Regions from separate parts of the Homo sapiens genome. Here region 1 is linked to region 2. A link is an interaction called in ENCODE POLR2A ChIA-PET data of the cell type or tissue named here. Cell type or tissue: Panc1. All regions are shown on one strand. Links, peaks and the distances in the headings refer to the core of each region. The heading gives the core; the rest is flanking DNA.

Region 1 (6,700 bases), core at 984-5,983, 320 kb after region 2:
TCCCCAGGAGGACTCTGTTCCTTGTTCTTGCTCCTTCTTCGAGATCTGCCCCACGTGCTTCTATCTGAAGCTTTCCAGGAACCTCCCTGGGATCGCTGCTCATTGCCTTCTTGCTTTGTATGCATTGAACCTGGGTCTTTCTCTATTCAATAAATGGCTACCATGTTGGGCTTGTACCTATCCATTTGCTCCTGTCTCTCCCTTAATAGACAATAATTTCTATATAATTTAGCCCCTAGCCCAGAACTTCACTTAGAAGAGGTGCTTAATTAAGCTATGTTAGAAGGAAGTAGCATGGGGGAAAGAGGGAGGGAGAGACAATGATTGCAAAGCATTTCACACTGAGAAAACCCACAAGCCCCATGAGGACAGGAACAAGATCTAGGCCTATTTGATTCCTCTGCAGCTTCTAACAAAGGGCTGGGGACATAGCAAGGAATTAGCTAGCACTTTCTAACCAAAATGCACGTGCGATAACTTTCTTCTGTGCTTGTGCTGATATTTACAAAGCACTTTTGCATGCCCGGATTTATTCAATTTTCATAATAATCATGGGGGCCATACATTTTTTAAAAACTTGCATGGAAGAGCTATGAAAATCAGCCTCTAATTCCAAGCTTTCCCTGGTGACAACTTACCCCACAGCATGGGCGTGTGTCTGAGGTCAGAGACCTGCTGCCGAGACATATCCATGTGTGCTTTAACCATGCCCTGTGATATCTGTTCCAGGCATCTTTGTCCACTTGTGGGTTATACACAGCATGATGACATGATGCTTGAGGATACTGAGAGTCCTTGGCCAAGAAATGGTCACTTGCTCCCAAGATCAATGGCCCTAATCAGATAACTCAGCCACCCTCCACCTTGTAATTCTGTCCTGAGATTCCCTCTCCTCTCCGGACTTCTGCCATAAAGAAGCTCCCATGCCTCCTGAGTTCTTCATGGCTCCTGGCTGCTCCAGGGCACAGTGCCAGCCCCTCTCAGATGTCAGCTGGCAGCACAGCCGAGCAGCGCATCTCGTTTTGCCTTACTTCTTAATTAGGCCTCCTCAGTGCTGCTGAGGCTGTCACCCCAGTTTCTCCAGTTTCCATGAGCACATCCGTGCTGCTGAGCCCCCCTGAACAGTAACAGAGGGCTCCTGCCCCTGAGCTCTGCTCCACATAGGACCTGCTAGGCAAATGAAGATGGGGCCTCTTGGGGATCTGCCTTTGCCACGGTCAGTACCAGGGCTTGGGAAGCAAGGCACGCAGGCAATGAAGGCTTGAAGCCCAGAGGGGTGCAGACAGACCTCCCCCTAGGGGTGCTTTAGAGGACTGGCTTTTTCTCCTGCCACAACTGATCAATGGAACAGCAATGCCCAGAGCTTCCCACCACTCCCAATTCAACCCTCTTTCTATAGCTTCTCTTGGAACTTACTGACCTCAGAGTTCCCCTTTCCCAGACAGCAAGGTGTAACATGACAAAGCTCTGAGGTTGCTGCCTCCTGAGACCTTCCAGCCTTCCCTACAGCGTAGAGGCGAATCTGCAGTCAACTGTCTCGTCTTTCAAGGGAGAAACTAGAGCAGCTTGCCAGCAGAACAGGCAGGAATGAGCAGGTGAGACCTGGGTTTGAGGCCTGGCTTTGCCACCAAATTGCTGTGTTTCCTTGGGCAAGTAGCTCCATCCCCCGGGCTCCAGGTACCTCCCGTGGAAGGAAAGGTGACTGCCGCACTGCGCCATCCATTTCCTCTTTTCTCCCAATTCCCTCAACAACCAGCAACCACAGCTCTGAGTTAGGATAAAGCTGAGAACACAAACAGTGAAGGTTCCTCCTTTTTTTGGTAAAAGCAAAAAAAATAGCAATATTTCTCTTTGGTGAGTTTTTTTAATCCACACCAGGCAGTATTCTAGGTATTTTTAAGTAAGTAATTTCATTTAATCTTCACGGCAATACTGGAAACTGGATATTCTTATTGTTCCCATTTTTTAAATGGAAAATAAAGCTCAGAAAATTCTGTGTTTCATCCGAGGACACACAGCTGGAAAGGGGTAGAAGCCAGATTGGAAACAGGGTAGTATGTCTTCAGAGCTAGCACATTTTAGAATTCCATTCTTTCCTGCATGAATCCAACCAGCTCAGCTTTTCCTGCCCCATAGAACATTTATAAAGTCTGAACACATACTTAGAAACAAAGAAAAAAAATTAATTTAAAATTAAAGATTTTACAGGCCACAATCTCTTACTATAACCCCATAATGTTAAATTAAAAAGAAAACAATAATGTGGCTGAAAATATTTTTAACTACTTGGAAATTAATAAACGTACTTCTAGGTAACCCATGGATCAAAGGAAACATTAAAATGAAATTAAAACCCATCTAGAAACCGATGGAAAGGGGAACATTTTATTTCAAAACCTATGAGATCTTGAAAAAAGCTTAACACGGGAAAATACATTGCCTGAAATGGCTTTCTTATTAAAGAAGAAAGACCAAAATAAAAGCACTGACTATACATCGTAAGAAATTAGAAATACAAGCAAACAAAAAAAGAAAGTATGAAATGGGAATTAATCAATAGATGAATTTAATAAGGGAAAATAAGAAAAAGGGAAAATAAATACATAAATGGATTTTTGGAAACCAGAAGTGGCAAAAGAGGTCTGGATGTTGTCGGAGGTGGGAGGAGGCCTCAGTTTCCCCAAGCAGATCCATTTTGCAAAGTCCCACCTATCTGCAGCACAGGCTTCTGCCCCGTAGTCCTACTGAGCCCTGGACTCGTGGCCTCCTCCCACCAATCTCTCAACCTCTAAACTGTCAACCCAGGATGTCTCATCGCAGAGTCTGGCAATTTCACGGCGCAACCACGACTCCTTGTACTGAAGTCTTTTTTTTTTTTTGGGACCGAGTCTCGCTCTGTCGCCCAGGCTGGAGTGCAGTGGCCCGATCTCGGCTCACTGCAAGCTCCGCCTCCCGGGTTCACGCCATTCTCCTGCCTCAGCCTCCCGAGTAGCTGGGACTACAGACGCCCGCCACCATGCCTGGCTAATGTTTTTGTATTTTTAGTAGAGACGGGGTTTCACTGTGTTAGCCAGGATGGTCTCGATCTCCTGACCTCGTGATCCATCCGCCTTGGCCTCTCAAAGCGCTAGGATTACAGGCGTGAGCCACCGCACCCGGCCTGTACCGGAGTCTTCAGCACTTCCTCCCAGAAATAAAGTTCCTCCGTCTGGGCTTATTAAGCAAACGAGTCAGTTTTGTCTTTTTCAGCAATGAAAGCTGCTGTGGTTTTGTTTTCTCCCTGTTGCCAAGAGTCAAGAGGAAGTCTGTGGTTAGACTTCTTCGGGTGGAGACACACACAAACCCAGAGGCTATTAATGAGCTCCCCGGATCCAGCTCTCCCAGCCCAAGTGAACGGGACTAATGAAAGTGAACAAAGGGGAGACAGAGAGAGGGAGGTCATGCTGAGCTTCTATCCACTTGGCCCTCCAGACCTGCAGCACTCTCTCACCTCTTGTCTTCAAGGTGACTCTATTTCCCTTTCTGACAGTAGAATACTATGGATCCACTTTTCCTTCGAAGGATGAGGCAACCCAATTTGCTTTCACTCAAATCCAGAAACTAAATTTAAAAGATCCCTGTGAATTCAGTGCCCATCTTGGTATTGGAGCTTGTGGTAGGCACCACCAGCTGTCACCTGCAATCCATCCCCACCCCTTCCTTTCCATCAAAACCCTGGATTTGTTTAGTGGTGTGCCCAGCCAAAAATGTTCATTCTTCCAGCCTCCCTTGTACCTAGAGGGTGACCATTTGATTACAGTTCTGGCCAATATTACAGTTATTGGATTTCTAAGAAAACTTTTGCATTCGTAATGTAGGTACCAACTCTTCCTCCTTCTCCCTTCTTTTTCCCACCTGCAACTGGAACGTAAAGCCTGGAGGGGCAGTATCCATCTTGTGCATATAAGGTAGCATGTGTGAGGATGGAATTTGAACAGAGGGGAAAAGGGCTAGGCCCCCATTAACATTGTTAAATCATCCTCTCCTGCCCTGTACTACCCACCCTGCACTTCTTATGTCATAGGAAAATCAGAGCATCATCTGTTAAAACCACTGTAGCTGGCTGCTCTGTTACTTGCAGCTAAATGCATTCTCACTCTGTCGCCAAGGCAGGAGTGCAGTGGTGCAATCTCAGCTCACTGCAACCTCCACCTCCTAAGTTCAAGCAATTCTCCTGTCTCAGCCTCCCGAGTAGCTGGGACTACAGGTGCCCACCACCACACCCACGTAATTTTTGTATTTTTAGTAGAGACAGCATTTCACCATATTGTTCAGGCTGGTCTTGAAATCCTGACCTCAGGTGGTCCACCCACCTTGACCTCCCAAGGTGCTGGTATTTACGGGTGTGAGCCACTGTGCCTGGCCTAGCAAAATGCATTCTTAATTGAAACAAGAACCCCAGCTTTTTATAGTTCTTTACAGCTTTTTATTGGTTTTCAAAATATGTGCACCCCATCCTCGCATTGGGTCCTCACAGAAATTCTTCATGGTAGACCAGATCAACATCTTTCCTCATACTTTCAGATGAGGAAACTGAGGTTTCTTGGTAATGAAGTGGGTCAGAAAAAGATTCAGGGCCTGTATTGCAGGACTCTCTGTCTCCCAGTCCATTGCTTTTCCCAAGAAAATCCTTCTTGTCTTCAAGGCAGTTCAGAGTCAGCCTGTCCCTATAATATCTGTCCACAATCAACATTACACACAAAAGTGGAAGTTCTCAGGAACCTGGGAGCATGTGAACTAATTGCAATTTCAGCTTCCAGTGCCTGGAGTAAGTGTATTCTCTTATTTTAAAACCCACCACTTTGTGTAACAGGATCTGGGTTCAAGTCTTGGATCTCCCCATTACTCACTATGTGATCTTGGGGAAATTGCTGAAAACTGCCTACCCATCTATAAAATAGGAATAGCAGTTCTTCTCTCCTGAGGCTATGATAAGAAGAGCTCAGAGATATAGGATAATCTATGATCTATGATTAAAAGCTCAGAGAAAATAGTTTCTGAGCACTCAGGATGTCAGGGGGAGCACTTTGTGCATGACAAAGCACCAGGTGTCCTTGTGAGGGGCTGTTATCATGATGGCTTCAGCCTGTCTCAAGGCTCTGACTCCTCCCTGAGCTCAGCCCTCTTTGTGGCTGGCGTGTAAATTACGGATATGCGTCACATGCCTTCCTGACCACTCTTCACCATCCGTCAGCCTCATGAGGGCTGAGAACATTGATCTCATGAGGCTACACCTTTCAGAAAGAATCTGTGTTATAATTCTTATTTGCTCATTAAGTCAGGCTATTTTATTTCATATGTCCTTTACTTTCTTTGTGACTGAAATGTATTCATTCATGCACTTTCAAAAAAAAATACTGAGTTAGGCAGTAAGGTGGGGACTCTCCGGGTTGGAAGGGACTTAAAAATCATCCTGTTCATCCTGCCCCTCCCAGCCCAACCCCTCCCCATTTGAGACTGGCATCCCATCTTCAGGACCCCTGCCCCCTATCCACAGTGGCCATCCAGCCTCCACTTGCTCATCATAGAGACAAAGATTTGACTGTCTCCCACAGCCAGCATTTTGTCTCTGAACATTCTCTGTTAGAATGTTCTTCCTCAAACAGACGCTCCTTGGCAGACACAAGGATGTGTTCTTGGCAAACCTCTAATACTGTGCACATTTGACTGTGTAGGATGGTGACTGGCAGAGTTGGTGGGGGACGAAGGAGCCCACGTGAGGTGTTACCAAACAGGAAGTGCCATCTGGGCTGGATGATGAGAGTGAGGGAAAGTGTCAATCAGCTGCCCTGGGTGGCTCAAGAGGCAGCTTTTTCCTTCATGGTGTTAAAGAACTCAAGAGCAGCAATTACTCAGTGAACTCCAACATGCTGGGTATTCGCTAGAATAGGCCAGGCTATGCTGAAGTAACAACCTTGAAATCTCAGAGATTTAAAATAATGAAAGTTTATTTCTTGCTCATGGAGAATGCCATGGAGTGGGGGGCCCTCCTCCATTCTGCAGGCCATTGGGCATGCAGGGCCTCCAAGTCATCACCCCATGAAAGACAAGAAGGAGCCACACCAGCTCTTAACTGCATGAGCCTCATTCTACAGGCATACCTGATTTTATTGCACTTTGCCTAATGCACTTCACAGATATTGTGTGTTTTTCACAAATTGAAAATGTGTTGCAACCCTGTGTAGAGCAAGTCTGTTGGTGCCGTTTTTCCAATAGAATGTGCACACTTCCTGTATCTGTGTCACATTTTGGTAATTCTTGCAATATTTCAGACTTTTTCATTATTATTACATCTGTTATGGTGATGTGTGATCAGTGATCTTTGATACTACTATTGTAATTATTTTGGGGCACCATGAACTGCACCCATGTAAGACAGCGAACTTAATTAATAAATGTTTTGTGTGTTCTGACTGCTCCTACTGGCCAATCTCTCTCTCTCTCTCCCTCTCCTTCGGCCTCCCCATTCCTTGAAACACAAAAATATGGAAATTAGCCCAATTAATAACCATAAAATGGCCTCTAAGTATTTAAGTGGAAAAATGAGTTATACATCTCTCACTTTCAATCAAAAGCTAAAAATGATGAAGCTTGTGAGGAAGGCATGTCAAAAGCCAAGAGAAGTTGAAAGCCAGGCCTCTCACACCAGTTAGCCAAGTTG
Region 2 (7,840 bases), core at 1,110-6,109:
AGTTCCTTACCTGGGTAATATACCTATTCTAAGCTCCCACCACATTCACACAGTTACTTTTATAAACTGCACATCTGGCCCCATCATTGCCCATCTTGGAGCCCCTCACTGGCCCTCTTCACAGCACAACTCACCCTTAACTCATCTAGGTGTGGGCCCTGTATCTCTAAAGTCATCCCTCCCCACTTATCTTGCTTCCCTTCACACACCAGCAGCACAGTACTTCCAATGCCCTGAAAAGCAATGCTCTCCCATTTTAGGTTTTGCATGTGCTTCTCTTTCAGCTTGAATGTGGTGCATCCTTCTTTGAATTTCTGCTCATTCTTCAGGAGTAGGCCTCAATGTCACTTCTTCCAGGAAGCCTTCCCTGACTGCCCACTTCCCTACTCCTTGGTACTCTGAGAGTGTTCTCTCCCAACTTTAGGTAGCACATACCAAGCACAATGTTAGTATGATTACAGATGGTTCTACTTAGGACTTTTGATTTTATGATGAGTTTATTGGGTATTAAATGCATTTTTTTTTTTGAGACGGAGTCTTGCTCTGTCACCCAGGCTAGAGTGCAGTGGCGTGATCTCAGCTCACTGCAAACTCCGCCTCCCGGGTTCAAGAGACTCTCCTGCCTCAGCCTCCGGAGTAGCTGGGATTACGCGTGCCCGCCACCATGCCGGGCTAATTTTTGTGTTTTTTAGTAGAGATGGGGTTACACCATCTTGGCCAGGCTTGTCTCAAACTCCTGACCTTATGATCCACCTGCCTCAGCCTCCCAAAGTCCTGGGATTGCAGGCATTAAATGCATTTTTGACTTAGAATTTTTCAACTTACGATGGGTTTATTGGGACATAACCCCATTGTAAGTCAAGGACCATCTGTATGGTTTAATGATATCCTGTCTCCTGATGCCCACCTGACCCTCCCACCACACAGTGGGCTCTCAGAGAACAGCGACTTTGTCTTATATCTCCAGTGCTTAGTGCATTGTAGGTACTCAGGAAAATGTTACTTGAATGAATCAGTGAGTGTGTGATTAAGATAATACACTAATATTTCTAGAGTGCTAGTGCATGTAAATCATGTCAGTCAGTGCTTCATAAATATTGTTTAATACTCATAACTGACCTATGAGGTCATTGCTATTATTATACTCATTTTATGGATGAAACAACTGAAGTTCAAGTTCCCCAAGGTCACACAGCTTGTAAGGTTTGTATGACACTGCTGCTGAATGGTTGGATGGATGGATGGATGAATGGATGGATGGATGGATGGATGAGTAGATGGATGCATGAAAGGATGGATGGATGGATGGATGGTTGGATGGATGGATGGATGGATGGATGGATGGATGGATGAATGGATGGATGGATAAATGGGTGGATGGATGGATGGATGGATGGGTAGATGGATGGATAGATGAATGGGGGAATGGATGGATAGACGAATGGATGGTTGAATGGATCGATGAATGGATAGGTGGATGGATGAGTGGATGAGAGGATTGGCGGGTGAGTGGAGGATAGGTGGTGGACTGCCTGCCTCATGAGGACTGGAGTAGAAGCTTGGAAAGAACTGATCCCACGTGTAGAGGAGATCAGTGATCTTAGGTGGAAGAGTATGGGAAGAAGAGCCAAGAGACAGAAGCTCCCCTGGCTAAATCAGACCTTTCTTACATCCATTTGAGTACCTCTGTGAATGCCCAGAAAACCCCACAGTGTGCTCAACCTGACCCGGACCCAGTTCCCCTCTCAGACAGGTCAGAAGTGGGCCCTAGGGAGCTCCTGACTGCTGAGGCAAGAGAGGGAGTTAGGATGGGGCTATGGCCTTGTCCCTACAGGGTATCACAGATGGAAGCTGCCCTGTGCAAATGTTTGGTGGCAACAGGTTAGAAGATGAAAAGATCGGGCCTAGAATTTCCAATTCAGGAAAATGAAACAGCAAGCTAATAAGGATTCACTTTGACCATGTGAACACAGACATATTGTATAAAATTAAAATAAAACAATTTTGCTAATCTACATGAAAGAAAGGGGAATCCTTTAATGTGGTAAATAAAAGACTTTAAAGGTAGAGTGGAGATCCCTAGCTCAGAACAATACCCAAAAACTACATAAAGCAAAAATGGACAGAATTACAAGGAGGAATGGGAAGTTTTATCATACCACTAAGAGGAACTAGTAGATCAAGCTGTGAGAAATTTATAAGGTTATAAAAGATATGAACAACATAATTAACAAGCTTGAGACATAGAACCCTACAAGCAACTATTGGAGCCCGCAAATTATTTTCTAGAACACCTGGAAGTCTTAGAAAGTTTTACCAGTAAAAAGAAGCAGATAGAGCATTTTACAAAATTCAACACCCATTCATGACTCCCTTAAAGTTACAAACCAGGAATCAAAGAAAACTTTAATCTGACAATGGATAGCTATATCAGACCTGCAGCCAAATAATAGATAACAGTAAAGTTTCAGAAGCATCATATTAAAGTCATAAAAAACAATCAATGAGCCAGGACAGCAGTGTGTACCTGTTGTCCTAGCTACTTGAGAGTCTGAGGCAGGAGGATCACCTGAGCCCAGGAGTTGGAGACTAGCCTGGGCAACATAGCAAGATCCCATCTCTAAAAAACTTTTTTTAAACACAAGAATATTCATTATTACTGTCTCTGTTCAACGTTGTGCTGGAGGGTCTAGCCAATGCAATAGGACAACATAAAAAATAAAAGGATAAATAAAAGTATCATGATTGAAGTGAAAGAAACAAAGTTGTAATTATTTGCAGATAATATGACTAGATATACACAGAATATAAAACTGTTTAATAAGGGAGTTTAGTCAAGTTGCTGGATCCAAGATCAAATTTCATTAATCAATAGCATTCCTATTCACAAGCAGCAACCAATTAGAAAATGTAAAGAAAAATGCATTTATAATAGTAAAAGCTACCTATGAGTCAATCCAAGTAAAGCTACGTAAGATCTTTAAGGATAAAAATACAAAATTTTATTGAAGATTTAAATGTAAAAAGACCTCTGTATATCACAAACTATGCCATAGTCATTTATGAGCTTTTTCATTTAAGAAGCTGTATTTTACAACTATTTATAAATACAATGTTAAACAAATCCAAATGGAATGTTTTCTGTGTAATTTGATAATCTGATACTGATATTTATATGAAGAGTAAGGGACCAAGAATAGCAAATACAATTTTGAAGAGAAATGAGGGAGGAGAACTTCGCCTGCCAGATATCAAGACTTACTGTAAAGCTACAGGAAGCAGGAAAGTGTGCTCTTGCTGCATGTGCAGACAAATAGACCAATGGAGCTGAATAGAGAGTCCATAAGTAGACTACTATATAGGTGAGAATGTGACTACCACATAGATGGCATTATGCATCAGTGGAGAAAAGCACTATTCAGCAATAAGTTCTGGAGCAACAGGCCATCTTCATGGTGGGAAAATGGATCCCTACCTCACACAGTACACAAAAATAAATTCTCAAAGGATTAAGGTTTTTAAGCTTATAGTACAGAATATTGGAGAACAACCTCAGGACTCAGAGGATGGGAAAAATTATTGAACAAGACAGTAAGCAAAAGCTATAATGAAATAAAGATCAATTTGATGATATTAAATTTTAAAATACCTGTACAACAAGAGATACTATAAAGTAACAAAACATGAAAAAACATAAACACAATGCCTACAACTGACCGAAAAAAGTGGTGTCTGGAATAGATAATGAATTATTCCAAATCAGTACATTGAAAGCCAACAACTCGAGAGGAAAATGGGTAGAGGACATAAATAGGTGATTCACAGGAGAGGAAGCAGAAATGCTCAACAAACACGTGAAAATACCTCATCTCACCAGCTATCAGGGAAATGCAAATTTACAAAACAAAATGAAATGGAACGACCCATTCCCATTAGACTGGCAAGTTTTCGAGTTTGATCATATGAAGCTTCCATGAGGGTGGTGAATGACTAGTATTGTCAAACACTGTGGGAGCATAAATTGGTTCAACCACTTTGTGGTTGCCAAACAACTATTACTATTACTAATAGGTTACTCTTGCCAGGCAGTTTGGCAATCATGAAGGAGGAAAAGCACAACCCTGTGACCCACTAAATCTACTTCCAGGTATGCACCCTGGAGAAACTCTTCAACAACTCCATGAAGAGATATGTACAGAATCTTCATTGCCTCCTTGTTTGAGCAAAAATAATTAGAAACAACCTGTCCATTAATGGATGAATGGATTTTAAAAGATCTATGCATTTTCCTATAATAAAATTGTACATAGGCATTAAAATGCATAAGCTATATCTTTCTGTAGCAGTTTGGATAAATCTCAAAAACAATGTTGTGTGAAAAGAGCAAGTTGTGGAAGGAAATACATGATATGATACTATTTATATAAAATAGAAATCCACAAAACAATTCTATATTTGAGCATATATATACATATATATATGAGTAGAAAGAACACCCTACACCACCAGGATAATGGTTATCTGTGGGGAGGGAAGAAACGGAAAGGTCAGCGGGAGTTCAGCTATACCTATCACATTTTATTACTTTTTAGAAACTCTGTAGAGAATGTTAAAATGTTCACATTTTAAAAATCTGCGTGGTGGCTTTAGAAGGGTCGTGTTATTTTCTGTACTTTGTGACATGTTTGAAATATTTCATAATTAAAGATTTTTTTTTAAAAAGGCAGAAAAGTAAAGACTTAAGAACTCGCCCCCGTTATAGTGTCTGGTGACTCAAAGGGGGCCTGGGGTGGGGGTGCCCATGCCCAGTGGCAGATAGCAAAGCCCCGGGCTCACCACATCACCTTAGTCACGTCACGGGATCTCTCCAGTCCTTGATCTTTTCATCCTTTATGTGATGCTTGAAGGCAGGTGAATAATCAATCCCTGGGTCCTCTCCAGCTTGGATGTTTTGTGGTTCTAATGATTTTGTGAGTGTGCAGGGGCAGTGCTCTCATGCAGAGACAGCATGGATTAGATTTGTTTAGCTTTTCATTATGAAAAATGCCAAACAGAGAAGTAGAGAGAACAGAATAATGAATCTCCATGTGCCCATCAACCAGCTTCAACAGTTATCAACTCAGGGCTAATCTTCTTTTATCTATACCCCACCCATCTCTACCAGTCACCACCACTGGAGTATTATGTAGCAAATTCCAGACATTTCATCATTAAATTAGCACATATTTTACTATTTCCAAAACGTAAGACCTGTTTTGAAAATGTAACCAAATACCACTAAACCTAAAATATAACTTCTTATATCATCAAATATCCAATCTGTATTCAAAGATCCCCAATTGTCTCATAAGTCTTTTTACAAAGTGTATTTATTTGAATTAGGATCCAAATAAGATCCACACAGAGCAAGCAAAATTGATATGTCTTTTAGATTCCTGCTTCATATCACATCCTCTCTCTCATACACATCCATACACACACATATTTATTTACTGGAAAAAAAACCAAATTTGTCCTTAGAGCTTCACATAGTCTGAATTTTGCTGATTGCTAAATTGTAGTTAGATCTTGGAGCTTGATTAGATCCAGGCTTGATTTTGGAGGGAGGCAGAATACTTCATAGATTCATTAGGAAACACATAGCAGCTAGATGCTTCTCCTTTTGTATGTTAGCAGTCACCGATGATCATTGTGTAGATTCATTAACTCATTAGGGGCTACATAAGGGTGATTCCAATTGCAACATTTGCTTGAATATTGTTATAAAAAGAAACTGCCCCACACCAACCATTTGGTTACCTTGAAGTACAGTTCATACAGGAAAGGCAAGATGAATGCTTGATTCATTTGCTTTATTTGCCAATTTTCAAAATAATAAGTTAATTCTTCAGTATCCTCAGCAATTGACCAATGAGGTATTCTTTTTTAAAACATTATGAATGTGTGAATTTAAACATATTTGATATGTTTGAGTCAAGTGGAGTTATCTTTATTGCTTCTGAAATCATCCTACTTGGGGATCCTCTTGAAGATGCCTCCTGAGTCTTTTTAATACGACCATACTAGTCTTTGAGAGCTTCCATGCTTTCTGGTAAAAGACAATGTCCCTGGCTCATCTTGTACATTTTCCATCCTGGATGTGGAGTTGGCCATTTTTTCCAATGAACCTTGGTTCTGTTTAGTGGAAAGTGGTATTTGGAGACCATAATCTGGGTGCTTGGGGTGCTTGATGCTAATGAAATGATCATTGTTTCTGGGCCTTTTCAGTAGCAGAGCTAAGAAATGTGTATGTGCATATTTATATATTTGTTAATATATAAATAGACCGTGAGGTCTACTGAGGCTTCTAATTCAAATTCAGGGTTACAGGGTTTTTTTATTTAACCTCATTGATCTTCTACCTGTATCTCCTTGCTAAGTAGATTAAATTCTGAGTGGTTTACACCTAAGTGAAGATGAATTTCAAATTCTTCCCTTGTTGCTATTCATTTGCTGCTTGCTTCATTTTTCCAACCAACCAACTGTGAATTTCTTGAGGGCAGAGATCAAGTTTGGTTCACTTCTCTATTCCCAGTTCCTAATGGAGTACCTGTCATCTGATAGGTGTTTGGTAAACAGTTACTAAATGCCCAAAAGAATGCTTTCAATGAAAAGTTTCCTTTCCTTAAAAGGAGAAGTAGAGTGAGTAGAATCTGAAAATTTGCTCAGGATTGTAAGCCAAGCATATCGGCCCACACACCCATGCATTAATTCAATAAATATAGACAGAACAGACCCAGTGTTGGAGGCTAGGGGCACGAAATATAGAGGTAAGTGATCTATACCCTCACAGAATGCACTTGTTAGTGGAAAAAACAAATTCTACTAATTAATAATTAGTGGCCTGGACAGCATATTGTGGGGGTCCTCATCGGGGGAAGAGGCAACTCTCAGAAGGGTCAAAAAGGGGAAGTATTCATGAAGGCTTCCCAGAGGAGATCACATTTGACTAGGTGTTTAAGAGTGCATCGGGGTTGTAGGTTTATAGAGGGAAAGGCATTTTAGACATGCCAGTCCCTGAACTGCTTGCCTCTCTGCAGTTCTGAGCTAGTTTGTCCTTGGATGGGCCTGAAGAGTTTGTAGATTCCTTGTGCTAGGGCTGGAGCTACTCCTTAGAGAACCTCTAGTGTCTCCCAGGAGGGTCAGCAGGTGGAGGGAGGGAGGAAGGGAGGAGGGAGGAAGCCCACAGTACTGAATCACTTTGCTGAATACTGCACAGAGAGGCCATCCCTCTGTGCAGGGCACTATTTGGAAACTGCTGCCAACTGCTGTGCATGCACTATGTAGATCAGCTTGTTTGTCAACGAAAGTAATTTGCATTCAAGCTTGTTTGGGGACACACTCCCTAGTCTCCAGGAAGCCCTAAGGACAGATGTTACCCAAGACTGCTACTTGACTCACCATCACCTTTCTATCAGTGTGAGGCACCCTCCTCTGGCCCTGCTGGCTCAGTTCCAGGAGGCGCAGGTGTTCAGGCCTCTAAGTCCTACCCACCAACATGGACAGAGCTACCTAGACCTACGCAATCAAAGAATCGCAGTCATCTAATGATATTTGCCCTGGTCTAGAACCCACCAGCCTATGATTTACCTCATAGGTTTAAAAAAATAAGTTTACTTTTTAAAGCCTAAATGTAAAGATTTTAAAAGGAAACTTTATATATTATCATAAATAAAATACCAATATTCCTTACCTTAAATTTAAAAGTCTGCATACTTGTAAATGCAATGAAAACAATTCTAAGTAGCTGTACCTCAAGTTCTCACTCCTTCCTTGTTAAAAAAGGGAGATGACCCAGTGT

The links. Peaks named below come from ENCODE experiments on the same cell type or tissue, not always from the same donor. Only the 100,000 strongest peaks of a DNase experiment are listed, where the experiment ranks them.
Region 1: POLR2A ChIA-PET joins it to region 2 with 11 read pairs; 2 of 35 experiments call an interaction of 5 or more read pairs at or near these places.

What each region holds. Positions count from the first base shown.
Region 1 is chr15:69,718,174-69,724,873 of GRCh38, reverse strand. No RefSeq gene overlaps it. Among named protein-coding and RNA genes, the nearest start is that of LINC00593, 110 kb to the left of the region's middle. RefSeq lists a silencer at 5,045-5,094. In Panc1, for the core only: no CTCF peak of the experiment used is centred there; a DNase peak (open chromatin) is centred at 3,300; H3K4me3 peaks cover 850 bases.
Region 2 is chr15:70,036,313-70,044,152 of GRCh38, reverse strand. No RefSeq gene overlaps it. Among named protein-coding and RNA genes, the nearest start is that of MIR629, 39 kb to the left of the region's middle. RefSeq lists an enhancer at 7,015-7,124. In Panc1, for the core only: no CTCF peak of the experiment used is centred there; no DNase peak of the experiment used is centred there.